Regions from separate parts of the Homo sapiens genome. Here region 2 is linked to region 1. A link is an interaction called in ENCODE POLR2A ChIA-PET data of the cell type or tissue named here. Cell type or tissue: CD4-positive, alpha-beta T cell. All regions are shown on one strand. Links, peaks and the distances in the headings refer to the core of each region. The heading gives the core; the rest is flanking DNA.

Region 1 (6,538 bases), core at 987-5,986:
GCTCATAGGACAGGGTTCCAGAGATGGAAGCTTCTAATGCCCCAGCAGCCACACAGTGTGTATCAATGCCTGACCTCCCAACATCCTAGCACCATTGAACTCCCAACAGGTCATTACCACTGTTTTTTGCCTGTTTCCAACAGCCGAGCTCTTTGCATACTCAGATCACTAGCTGCTGAGCCTTGTAGGGGAATTAGGGCAGGGTCGATTTCACAGATGAGAAGATACAGTGTCAATAGTCCACCATAAGACTAGGACCTAAATCCTGCTGCCACTTTTTTTGTATGTCAGTACTTTTACTTTTTAACCTGAGACAGGTTCTCAGTCTGTCACCCAGGCTAGAGTACAGTGGCGCAATCACAGCTCACTGGAGCTCCCAAGCTTAGGTGATCGCCCACCTCAACCTTCTGAGTAGCTGGACTGGAAGGGTGCACCACCATGCCCTGCTAATTTTTTTGTATTTTTTTGTAGAGACAGAGTTTCGCCATGTTGCCCAGGCTGGTTTCGAACTCCTGAGCTCAAGCAATTCACCTGCCTTGGCCTCCCAAAGTGCTAGGATTACAGGCGTGAGCCACCACGCCTGGCCTGTATGCCAGCACCTTTCTTGCCTCCCTCTACCTCATTTTTTCTTTACTCTTCCTCCTCTGATTAAATAAGGTAAATGGTAATAAATGACAGTTAGGGCTGGAAATATATATGGTGGCTACAAAAGATAAAGAATCACTTTTTGCAGGCATCTCCTGTTTTCCCCTCCTTTCCTCCCTTCAGGCAGGAGTTGTGTGGCCTGCAAGATGGCCTGGTTGCTGGAAGGTGACTTAGTCAATGATGCAGTTCATTGGCTGGGTCCCCAGGTACACTCAGCAGGTGGTGCTTTCAAAGATTAGCTACAGGCCAATGTGCTGAGAATCAGGATAATAATGCATCTCTTGTGCAGTCATCACAGCTTTAGATACATTCAGGAAAAAAGCCAGTGGGAATGGAAGGAAGGCAGAGACTGTCACAACCACCTGGGCACATCTTGCATTTCTTCATTTGTCCTTACAGGGGCTCTGTTTGCATCATTAACATGAATAATTCTTTCTTCCTTTTCATTATGTGTTCTTTCATTTGGTGTATCCTATGGAAATATTGGGGGTAGTTATTGATTAGCACTATATTTTGCCTTGGAAGAACTTAGAGAAAATTACTGATCCAATTTTACCCAATTGTTAGGTCATCTTTCTATATACTAGTTTACCTATCTTTCATCCAATTTAGTAAGTGTTCATCTTCATTGAAATGCCATAAAATGAGTTGTAACCTAGAGTCTGGACAGATTTCAGAGATATTATGGTTCTAGGACCTACTCAAAGTTTGAAATAATAGGAAAGATTGCAGTGTGCTTACTAAGCAGCCATGAAGGGCTGTGAATTCTGCATATTTTCTGTAATTCTTACTACAAAACTGTAAGGTGGATATTATCTTCATTTTACAGCTGAGGAAGCAGCGGTTAAGTCACTCAACGAGGATGATGGAAGGGAGCAGGGTCGAGGTTTGAGGCCAGGTCTGTCAGTCTTGTCGCATACCTAGGAGACCCGCATGATGTGCCCATTGCAGGGGGTGGGGCACAGATCAGCTGTGGTGATTTCCTGAGAGAAGCAGTGATACCATTCTTAGGAGAGTAAAGAAAGAAAGAACATTGATATGTCTGTCTCTTTAGTGGGGAAAAAAGCTCCATTGTGTTTTTTTGCTTTAAAATATCCATAAAAATTCAATCTCAAAGACAATTGCAATCATCCTATTAGCAACCTTCTAGGCAACAGACAAGCAGTAGTTTCACTAGGGGCGTAGTAAGGCTATTAAGTTGTAGAGATAGTAAATGCCTGCAATGTATCATGTTTGAGAAAAATTCTGACTTCAGAGAAACAAGAATAGTGAAACTTGTTAATTTTAGAAAGTGAAAACATGCTCTATAAGGAAATGGTTTATAATACTTAGTGACCCCTGCTGCTGTACTCAAAATAGGAAAGGCAGAAACATTTAACAGTTAAGTATTGTTTGGAGAATGTTAATTTTCTACTTGGAAAACTGTTTGCCAACAATGCCACCTGCCATTCTTCTGCATCTCCCCTCCTACTGGAGGCTTCGTGCTCTTGCTGAAGAGAACAGTTCTAATACAAATCCTCATTACTTTCCCTTTCACACCTTTCCCCCACTAGACTTTAAAAGTGATAATTGCTTGAAATACTGGGAGAAACTAATTTGTATTGGTAAAGCTCCCGTGAACTTCAAACAAATCTGTGTTCTCTAATGGTGACTTCTTTTTAATTATGAGGCTGGGCAGGTGTGTATTTTGTAGACCTGCTGTGCCTGCCCCCCTTCCCCAAGAGCCTCCCATCTCAGCCTGGGACACTTGATGATGGAAAATAACTTCTCTGGATTAAAAAAACCATCTCTATGTATACAGTAAGAGGCCATAGTTTAGAACCTGAGGGAATGTCTTATTCAGTACCCTGAATGTTTTGCCTTCTGTTTTCTAGATTAAAACTTACATTAGATGGGAGTGGTAATATCTAGTGCCTATTGGTCACCATTCTAAGCACTTCACATGTTTTGTTTTAACACTTACATAGTACTTGCTATGTGCCAGATGCTGTTCTAAGTGGTTTGCAAATATTAATGCATGTCCTGCTCATACAGTCCTTCAAGGGTCACTCTGTTCTTAATACCATTTTACAAATGAGGAAAAACTAGGCACATGGAGATGGAGAGACTTACCAAAGATCACCCAGTTGGTAAGTGACAGAAGTGATATTCAAACCCAGGCAGTCTGTCTCTGGAGTTCATGCTTAATCACCTTCCATACTGGAAAACAACTTGTCCCTTTTTCATTTTTAGAGGCCTTTCTAGGTGATTACAGCCTCCAGCAAGTCAACAGCGTTTAGCTTCTGTCTGTTAATAATTGAAATGAATTGAGCGCCGAGGAAGTGCTCAGGCTAAAAACACTGAGACGTAATAGTTGATGGCCTTACAAGGAGTGGATTTCTCTTCTTTCCTCCAATTTAATTAGTTCTGCACAGGGGCTAACTGAAATATGCCTAAAGATTGCATGCCCACAGCAGATAAGTAGCTTCTAGCAGATTTAACAAATTACCCTTTGTCTGCCAAGCTCCTTTGTTATCAAAACTACATCCCTAGGTAGAAATGTTAAGTTTTTGCACATCAAAGTTTGCATGCTAAGCTGGGGACACTGGAGAGACCTATTGAATTTGATCCTTGGTCTGGTTCCAATCCTGTATTCCTGGTTGCAGATACAAAATGAAATACACACATAAGTCAACTCTATTTGTACGATCTTCAGTCCAGATCTTTTTAATGTAATTAAGAGGGTAAGAGTATGAAGGAGGAGAGAGAAACTTGCAGCTCAACAGGAAGAGCTCGTTTGCTTGTTTTCTGTTTATTTTTTATCCTAATATTTAACTGCTAATCCTAACGCAGTGCATGTGTATCTTATAAATAAAGAAACTGAGAAGTTAGTGATTTGTATTGGTTTCTTGAGTGATCCTGTTTACCACATGGAAAAGTCTGGTGAGATGAACAAGTGGGACTGCAGCACTTGCATGTTTCTCCTGACAGTGTGGCTGCTCTTATTTTGATGGAAGTATCCCCAGTTCCAAGACCACTGGACATCTCCCACATTTTAATATAATTTATTTTATACATACAGAAGGAGAACAGCATCTTTATGTCATGCTTTAGGTTGGATAGGAAAAATCAAGTCCAGAAAAATATTATTAGCGCTGCATCTCTTAACCAGGTCAGGTTGCAAGGAGAAAGGGTATACTACGAGTGAGTCAAATCTAGAAGAAGCTGAAAGTAAGAAAGAGGTGCTATGACAAACTGATTGCAGATAAGATGATGATAATCTAAGACCTTTTTTTATTACCAGCACAATGTTAGGCTTGTTACAAAACAGTCATCTCTTGCAAAGCACCTGAAGGTTGATGTGGAAAGTCTGAGCAACTGGAAAGGAAACCTCAAAGTCGAAGCACACTGTTAAAAGCTGTGTATCAAGGTTGAGGTCCTTTGTAACTATACACTTTCCAGAGTGATTGAATAGATGGTTGGGTCTCATCGAAACTTGCATCTCTCTCTTGAATTAAAGCGAAGACCAGCCTCACTTTGTAGCTTGCTTTGCTTTTCCCTGTCCCTGCCCAGGAGACCTGTCCCTTTCTAGCCCGCTTTAGCACTGTGGATGTCTGACTCTGAATTGAATTGTGAGAGCTGTGCTTTCTGGGGATCTCCTAGCTGTAAGCATCTAGAAGATCAGTATAAGCATCTTCATGTGGTAATTGTCCTTTTGAGTTATGTGCCTGTAGTAGGTTTTCTGTCTGTTGTTCTTTCTCTTATCAGTAACGGGGAAAATGGCAGTGAGAAGCAGCATGTTGGGGGGCGGGGGTGAAGAGTGAAATTGGACTGTTAGACTCCATGATAGTCAAAGGACATAACATCCTATTTTACTGTCCTTCAGAAGAGCTAAAATGTTCTCAGAGAGTGACAAAAAGATGATAGTTACTTCCTTGACAGCAACATAGGGAGAAACTTTATGAAAAGCTAGAAAATTTATATGCATCTGACTTCAGTGACTATCCAAAATAAATTTCAAAGTATACAATTTTTTTTTTTACAAGACAGCTCAAGTAGCACCACCATTTCCCTTTAAAAAAAATAAAATAAGCCTTTTCCCTGATTGTAAGGATTATGCACAATATTCTAGATAAAAATTTTGGAAAGCATAAGAGACGAAAATTACCTATAGTCTCACAAGTTAATATTGTGGTTTACATTTCAGTGCATATACTTCTGGTCTTTTTTTCTCTTTGTAGACTTTCTACGAAATTTCATATTTTTCCCAGAAGTCAGGCTGCTAGATCTGTGTGATCTTTACCAAAAAAAGAAAAAAAAAAAAACACCTTTCTCTGTCTCTCTGCTTATAAATTCTATCAAGTTTGCCTGCAAAGGTCATTGACCTCAGCTCTTCTTCCGAGGCATGGGTCCATATATTCGTGCAGAATAAAACCAATAAAAGTCATAATGAGGGGCAGAGAGAGTGGATTGTTTAAAGGCTCACTCCTTTCGAGCAAGATCAATGAGTCTTTTTATCTTAAGAGGCATGTGAGATGTGGGGTTTTTTTGTATTTTCCAATCATGCACAAGTGACCAGCCAGCTGTTGGACTCTGGGTGACAATGCTTGTATCTGACCTGCTGTCTGATTTTTTCTCATTCTTCTGTCACTACCCATTTTTCAACCTGTGTCCGCCTCCATGCAGATGGGTTTCCTCTCTCTGTGCACTCACAGAAGTAGAAAAGGAATGTAAATATGTGTAAACTCCCCTTCATTGGTGAGTGTTTTTAGATGACCATGTAATGTCACTTTTTCTTGCATATTTTTGACCAACTTGACTGGGTTTTGGAAAAATAATTTGTATTTCTCCCACTGATCTTTGCAACTCATCCAGGATAGGTAGTCTTCTGGAGCTATGGGATGGCTCGGAACCAGAAGTTGAGCTTTAGAGTCTAGTGCTGGCTCTACCACTTTGCAGCCCGATGACCTCATACAAGTCACTTTATAACTTGTGTTGCATGAAACGACAACAAAAGTACCCTAATGTGTGTACATCAGTGCACCATATTGTCGCTGGCTTGCTTCCACTGGACACTGAAAATGAAGCCCATCATCTTTCCTCATCCTGCCTGCCTGCCCCATCCTAGTCCGTAAAGGCAGCCTCAATCTTGAAAACCTGGAAGCCTCTTTCTCCTGGCCTTTCCCCTTCACCCGGCACACCCAGGCTGTTACTGTCTTCTTCCCTTCCTTATTACCTCCTGCCTGGAGTTTCATCTCCTAATGGCTGGTTTTGTTCTTAACATTACACATTATAGGTGTTTGCATATATGTCTTACCTCCTTGAGTAGATACTAAGTTTCTTGGGAATAGTGATGAGATTTTACTTATCTTTGTCTCCTTGTCATGCTTCCTTGGGATAGCACCTTAACATGGTAGGCATTTATTTACTTAAGTACTTTTTGAGTTGGATAGGTGAAATTGACTGATCAGACCGTTGATCTCCCTGAGCCATATCTGGGCTCACCTCTGAGCATTTGTGACTGGGTCTGGTAGTAGCTTTGTATCCCAGGTGGGGCACTGGATTCGGGGTGGCAACATTTGGAGCCCGACTGCAGACCCAGCTGCCTGACTTGTCTGAATATCACTTTCGTCATTGACTGACTGAGGGTGGTTAGAATTTATTGAACGCTTAGGCTCCTTCAGCTCTGGAATTCTACATTAATAAACTGCTTTGCACTTGATTACTTTGAAGTGGAAGTTTCCCCCCTTTCTTTATAAGGTAAATGAATATTTCATCTCAAGCCCAGGAGTCACTTTGCACATATCCTGTGATGGGAGGCTAATGAAAGCTTTGATAGAGACCTTAAATTGGGAGAGATGGGATCATATCCATTGCTCTATCATAAGAATTTCACCAGGTCTATAGAGAAACG
Region 2 (6,538 bases), core at 986-5,985, 500 kb before region 1:
GCACATTTTCTTTAAAACACTGATTTTAACCATGTAACTTTCTCATTCAGACACTTTAAGTGATTTTCAGTGCTTACAGTTAAATACAGATTCCTTGGCATGGCATTCAAGGTCTTCCTAATATGACCACAACCTGCCCTTCTAGGCATATCCTATACTTTCCCATCTCCAGGGTTTTGTTTTTGTTTTTTCTTCTTTGTGAAACACCTTTGTCTTTGGAAATTCTAACAGTGCCTCAAGGCGTATTTCAAATTCCACATCCTCAATGTTGGCCCACTCAATAAGACATGAGCTGTCCTTCAAACTCTTCCTCTCATATCTTTTTACTTTTTTTTTTTTTAAACTGGTTTCTTGAGAAAGGACAGATGTTTTACCTCTTTCTTGCTATGTAGTATCTTCAGTCTCATATAATTGCTATTAATATTGCGATTTCTCCCTGTTCACATACAGAATTGTGAGTTATGTAGGAGTAGGGACTGTTCCTTGTCTTTGTATTTTCCCGAAGTGCAGGTGCAGAGCACAGAGTATGTATCTCACAAATATTTCAGTTAAACTGAACTATGTAAGAACATTCTCTCCATGGTCATTCCTACTCTTGCAAATTTGCAGCATCTCTGAAATCCTTCAGAATAGCTCACGGATCCTGATTTTTTGCTACTTTATTCATTCATCAACTTACCGATTTACTCATAAGCGTTTGAGGGTTCTTTTTGTGTCAGTGCAGTGCCAGGGACTGGAAATATTGAAGTAAAACTACAGTCTTTCACTCCTAAGCTCCGATGATTCCCCCTCCCCACATTTATGTCCTGCTCCCCCACTTCTATATTTACTAATGTCAACCCCAAAATATAAATTATATAAGCGATAATTCTGGCCGGGCACAGTGGCTCACGCCTGTAATCCCAGCACTTTGGGAGGCCAAGGCAGGCGGATCACTTGAGGTCAGGAGTTCAAGAACAGCCTGGCCAACATGGTAAAAGCCCATCTCTACTAAAAATGCAAAAATTAGCCAAGCATGGTGGCAGGCACCTGTAATCCCAGCTACTTGGGAGACTGAGGCACAAGAATCGCCTGAACCCAGGAGGCAGAGGCTGCAGTGAGCTGGAATCACGCCACTGCACTCCAGCCTGGGTGACAGAGTGAGACTCCATATAAAATAAAAATAAAAATAAATTATATAAGCAATAATTCATATATTTTTTAAAAAACCAAAACTCTTCTTGAAAATTCTTATAACTGTTATAGGCTCAAGCACCATTACCTCAGAATATGGACTTCCATGAATCCTGAGAGACTTTCTGCTGAATCTGGGCCTTGCATTCATTTTCCTCTCCAAAGGATTTAAAAATTCTTAAAGCCTTGGCCATTCACTACATTTCTCACCTCACTCCCACCCCCCAGTACCCATTTTTCAGCCTTGCATCAGTTCTCAAACTGTTGCTTCTACCTGATCTAATCTCTCTGAGGGGAGGGCACTTCAACATATTTTAAAAACTTACCCCTTCGTTTATTCTGTTCTCTTCCTCTGTCTTTTCTATTTGTGTTTTGTGCCCCTTACCCTACCCTGATTTCCAGCCTTAATCCCTATACCCTACCAAATGCAGACGGAAAAAACATTTTTTAAAAACTTCTAATTTTGTGTCTTTCATAAAGATTCAGTCAAGAATAAACCACAACAAGCAAGTGTGACAGAAATGTGCAGGAGTCTAATTGTCTAAACTAATTAAAAGAGACCAAAAAATTATATCATGGTTCTTTAGTTGCAGGCAACAGAAGCCAACTCTGGGTAACAAGCAAAAAGGGAAGGAGAAGGATGCAAGGGCTGCTCAGAGAATAGATAATATAATAAATATTAATGACAATAATATGAGACTGAAGACACCACATGGTAAGAAAGAGGTAAAACATCTGTCCTTTCTCAAGAAACCATTTTTTTGTTGTTGTTTGTTTGTTTTTTGTTTTAGAAAAAGGTAAAACAGGTATGAGAGAAAGAGTTTGAAGGACAGCTCATGTCTTATTGAGTGGGAGAAGGTTAGATAGCCAACATTGAGGATGTGGCATTTGAAATACGCCTTAAGACACTGGTAGAATTTCCAAAGGCAAAGGTGTTTCACAAAGAAGAAATAACACAACAAAAGCCTGAAGATGGGAAAGTATAGGATATGCCTACAAGGGCAAGTTGTGGTCATATTAGGAAGACCTTGAATGCCACGCTAAGGAATCTGTATTTAATTTGTAGACACTGAAAGTTGCTTAAAGTGTCTGAATGAGAGAGTTACATGGTTAAAATGTAATTGAATTTTGGAAAACAACGATGGCACCAAATAAGAGAGTGATCCTTTAGTGCCCATGCTAGGGGAACCTGCTTTGGTCTAAATCTTATTCCATCTCCTAAAAACTGATTTATAAGTGGAATGATGCAAAGAAGGGAAATGATTACAGCTGATCCATTTCCCTTGGAAACACTAGCTATCGATTCCTTTATCCCCAGAGCTGTCTGTCTGGTATAATAAATATTAATAACAATAATATGAGACTGAAGATACCACGTGGTTAGGAAAGAGGTAAAACATCTGTCCTTTCTCTTTTTTTTTTTTTCTCAAGAAACCAGTTTAAAAAAAAAAAAAGTAAACAGGTATGAGAGGAAGAGTTTGAAGAACTCATGTCTTATTGAGTAAGAGAAGGTTAGAGTAGCCAACATTGATTCTTGTTCTTCTTGAATCCTGGCTGTTCAGCTTTTCCTCCACTGATTTTTATCAGTGGAAGCCAAAGAACTCTAACTGATGCAAGAGACAGTTGCAATAGCAGGTGCTCACTAGAGGTTTGCTCATCATCCATGTGGTTTATCAGATATGAGCAGATGAGTTTTTAACTCTATCACAGCTCTAAAAGATCTACTGAGAAAAACATCCTTAAAGAAAAGGCAGTCAAAGAAAGTTCTAATGGCAATATTTATTAATATTACTTAAAAGGCCAAACTCTATAGCCGATAAGATAAAGCAAAGGGAAAGTAAAGAAACTTTTGTTGGGATGTTTTAGGCTGATATATTTATATCAGCATACGAATGAGTGATTCAACCTACTAGTTATTGAGGAATATTACAAAGCAAAAGCAGTGTGGTTCTGGTGTAGGAACAGATGAACGGAACAGAGGGAGAGTTCAGAAATAGATCTGTGTGCATATGGGAATTTGATATACAATAAATGTGGTAAAAATGGAAAAGAATGCCTTGTTTAGAATATAGTATTGGGAAAACTGGCTCATCATCTGGAGAAAAAGCTGGACTTTTACGTTACACTATAGAAAGATGGACTCTAAATGAATTAAAGACCTAAATGAGACAGGTGAGTATTCAGAACCAGAAGAAGAAAATAAAGAATTATCTTTGTGGAGTTTATTAAACCATTGAAGTACAAACAATAAGTGGAAAATTGATGACTTAGCTACATTAATGTTACAGCATTTTTTTCAGCAAAGGTTACCAAAAACAAAGTTAATAGACAAGGAGAAGATAGTTGCAGCATCAAAAACAAAGGATAATATTTACATCAGTGCTGTCCACTAGAAATGAAATGTGAGTCACATATGTAATTTAAAATTTTTAGTCACATTAAAAACTAAAACCATTCTGGCCAGGCATAGTGGCTCACGCCTGTAATCCCAGCACTTTAGGAGGGTGAGGTGGGTGGATTGCTTGAGCTCAGTTCAATACCAGCCTGGGCAACACGGTGAAACCCTGTCTCTACAAAAAATACAAAAAAAATTAGTCAGGCATGCTGGCTCGCACCTGTAGTCCCAGCTACTTGAGGGTCTGAGGCTGGAGGATCACTTGAGCCCAGGAGGCAGAGATTGAAGTGAGCTGAGATTGCACCACTGTACTCCAGCCTGGGCAACAGAGTGAGAACCTGTCTCAAAAAAAAAAAAAATGTATAAAGTCATTGTTTCTGATTTTTATTATGAAGAGTTTCAATTTCAACATAAATTGTTGTTCCTGTCTGGCTAAATCACTAATAAGCTCTTCCTTTCTTTTGGAGTTTAAAATTTAGCTCTTTCATATGTAGTGTGATATCTGTGAGAAAACATAAATCATATTGTCATTTTGTCTTTGATTATTGAATATTCCTTCCAATTCAGGAACATATTAAATTGGAGTTAAAAGTACTTTCTAAAAATTCTTGGCCGGGCGCAGTGGCTCACGCCTGTAATCCCAGCAATTTGGGAGGCCGAGGCGGGTGGATCACGAGGTCAGGAGATTGAGACCATCCTGGCTAACATGGTGAAACTCCATCTCTACTAAAAAAAAAAAAAAAAAAAAAAAAATTAGCCGGGCTTGGTGGCGGGCACCTGTAGTCCCAGCTACTTGAGAGGCTGAGGCTGGAGAATGGCGTGAACCCAGGAGGCAGAGCTTGTAGTGGGCTGAGATTGTGCCACTGCACTCCAGCCTGGGTGACAGAGCGAGACTCCATCTCAAAAAAAAAATAAAAATAAAATAAAATAAAAATTCTTCCACAACTATTATCAATGAGCACAGGCAGAGAACACAAGATTAAGAAAATCAGTCTTAATTCTATCAGTCTATTTCTTTCAAAAGTTCCATAACTTGGCAATGATTTATAGCATTAGTGTATAGATACTAAATGACATTTATTTATTTATTTAGAGGCAGTCTTGCTGTGTCACCCAGATTGGAGTGAAGTGATGCGATCTCGGCTCACTGAAACCTCTGCCTCCTGGGCTCAAGCGATTCTCCTGCCTTAGCCTCCCGAATAGCTGGGATTACAGGCACCCGCCACCATGCCGAGCTAATTTTTGTATTTTTAGTAGAGACTGGGTTTCACCATGTTGGCCAGGCTGATCTTGAACACCTGACTTCAGGTGATCTGCCTGCCTTGGCCTCCCAAAGTGCTGGGATTACAGGTGTGAGGCACCACGCCTGGCCCTAAATGACTTTAAAGTAATTGTACTCCATAACAGTTTTCATATGGTGTGCTTTAAAAAACTGAGCACAAAGATTTTCAATACATATCATACAGTGGAACAAAGCAATAAATGAAATAGAAATCTCTTGTCTTACCATTCCAACAAATCTGGATTTTTACCTAACATATATGGGCCACCATCTGTCATTATAGGCACAAATTCTTCTTTGATGGTTATAAAAGATGAAAAACTGCTCCAGAAATTTAGGTGTTTTTAATTCAAATTTAATAAAACTTCATAGTTTTGGAAGTCCTTTGAGACACAAATATACCCAAAGTATTAATAGACATTGTCATTTTTTTGAGATAGAGTCTCACTCTGTAGCCCAGGCTGGAGTGCAATGGTACGATCTTGGCTCACTGTAACCTCCACCTCCCAGGTTCAAGTGATTCTCCTGCCTCAGCCTCCCGAGTAGCTGGGTTTCCAGGTGCCTGCCACCACGCCTGGCTAATTTTTTTTTTTTTTAATAGAGGCGGGGTTTCACCATGTTAGCCAGGCTGGTCTTGAACTTGTGACCTAAGGTAATCCACCCGCCTTGGCCTCCCAAAGTGCTGGGAATGCAGATGTGAGCCACCATGCCCGGCTGACATTGTCTCTTATATCACATCATCCATTTTAAAGCTAAAGAAAAGTACTTGTAATTTTTTAAATTGTTAATCAATTGATCTTTGATACTGTATCGTTGGAAAGTTCTTGTAATCTATGGGCCATTTTTTAATGGCTTAGTTGAAGGTCTTTCACTTTTTGTAAAATATCTTCTTTAGTCTTTTTCTCATAATTTTCTAGCAAAATTTCCACAACTGAAATAATTTGTTTTACTATCTGACTTAAAATGACTTTCATTTTTCATCCCTCCCTTTCCCCTCCCTCCCTCCCTCCCTCCCTCCCTTCCTTCCTTCCTTCCTTCCTTCCTTTTCTGTTTCCTTCCTCCCCTCCCTCCTTTCTTTCTGTAAGAATCCAACACATCTTTTAGCTGTCTAAAATTACAAGCTCAGGGGCCAGGTGCGGTGGCTTATGCCTGTAATCCCAGCATTTTGGGAGGCTGAGGTGGGCAAATCAACTGAGGTCAGGAGTTTGAAACCAGCCTGACCAACATGGCAAAATCTCATCTCTACCAAAAAATACAAAAAAATTAACCAGGCCTGGTGGCGTGCACCTGTAGTCCCAGCTACTTGGGAGGCTGAGGAATGAGAATCGCTTGAACCTGGGAGGCAGAGGTTGCAGTGAGCCAAGATCGTGCCACTGCACTCCAGCCTGGGCAACACAGCAAGACTCTGTCTTAAAAACATAAATAAAATAAAATTATAATCTCAGATCCTGTTAAGAAGCATTAAGGATTTTTTGGTCGTATATTCAACTCCTATTTTGAACTACAATTTTGATTTCTTTTTTGACTTCCAAGGGGAAATGTCTTACCAAATTCATTATGTATTTACTTAAAATGTCTCTTAATATTGTCTAATTTATTGCTTAAAATATTTTTTACACACAAATAGCTTTTTTCATTTTGCTGTGTTACAGCAAATTGCAATTTCCATTCATCGTAGAATTTGTGAC

The links. Peaks named below come from ENCODE experiments on the same cell type or tissue, not always from the same donor. Only the 100,000 strongest peaks of a DNase experiment are listed, where the experiment ranks them.
Region 2: POLR2A ChIA-PET joins it to region 1 with 5 read pairs; 2 of 35 experiments call an interaction of 5 or more read pairs at or near these places.

Annotation. Positions count from the first base shown.
Region 1 is chr4:108,105,678-108,112,215 of GRCh38, reverse strand. All of the region lies in intron 3 of LEF1 (lymphoid enhancer binding factor 1), which reads left to right. Among named protein-coding and RNA genes, the nearest start is that of LEF1-AS1, 59 kb to the left of the region's middle. In CD4-positive, alpha-beta T cell, for the core only: no CTCF peak of the experiment used is centred there; DNase peaks (open chromatin) are centred at 3,985 and 4,905; H3K4me3 peaks cover 1,078 bases; H3K27ac peaks cover 4,271 bases.
Region 2 is chr4:108,603,873-108,610,410 of GRCh38, reverse strand. The region is part of intron 1 of RPL34-DT (RPL34 divergent transcript); the gene reads left to right. Among named protein-coding and RNA genes, the nearest start is that of RPL34-DT, 13 kb to the left of the region's middle. In CD4-positive, alpha-beta T cell, for the core only: no CTCF peak of the experiment used is centred there; no DNase peak of the experiment used is centred there.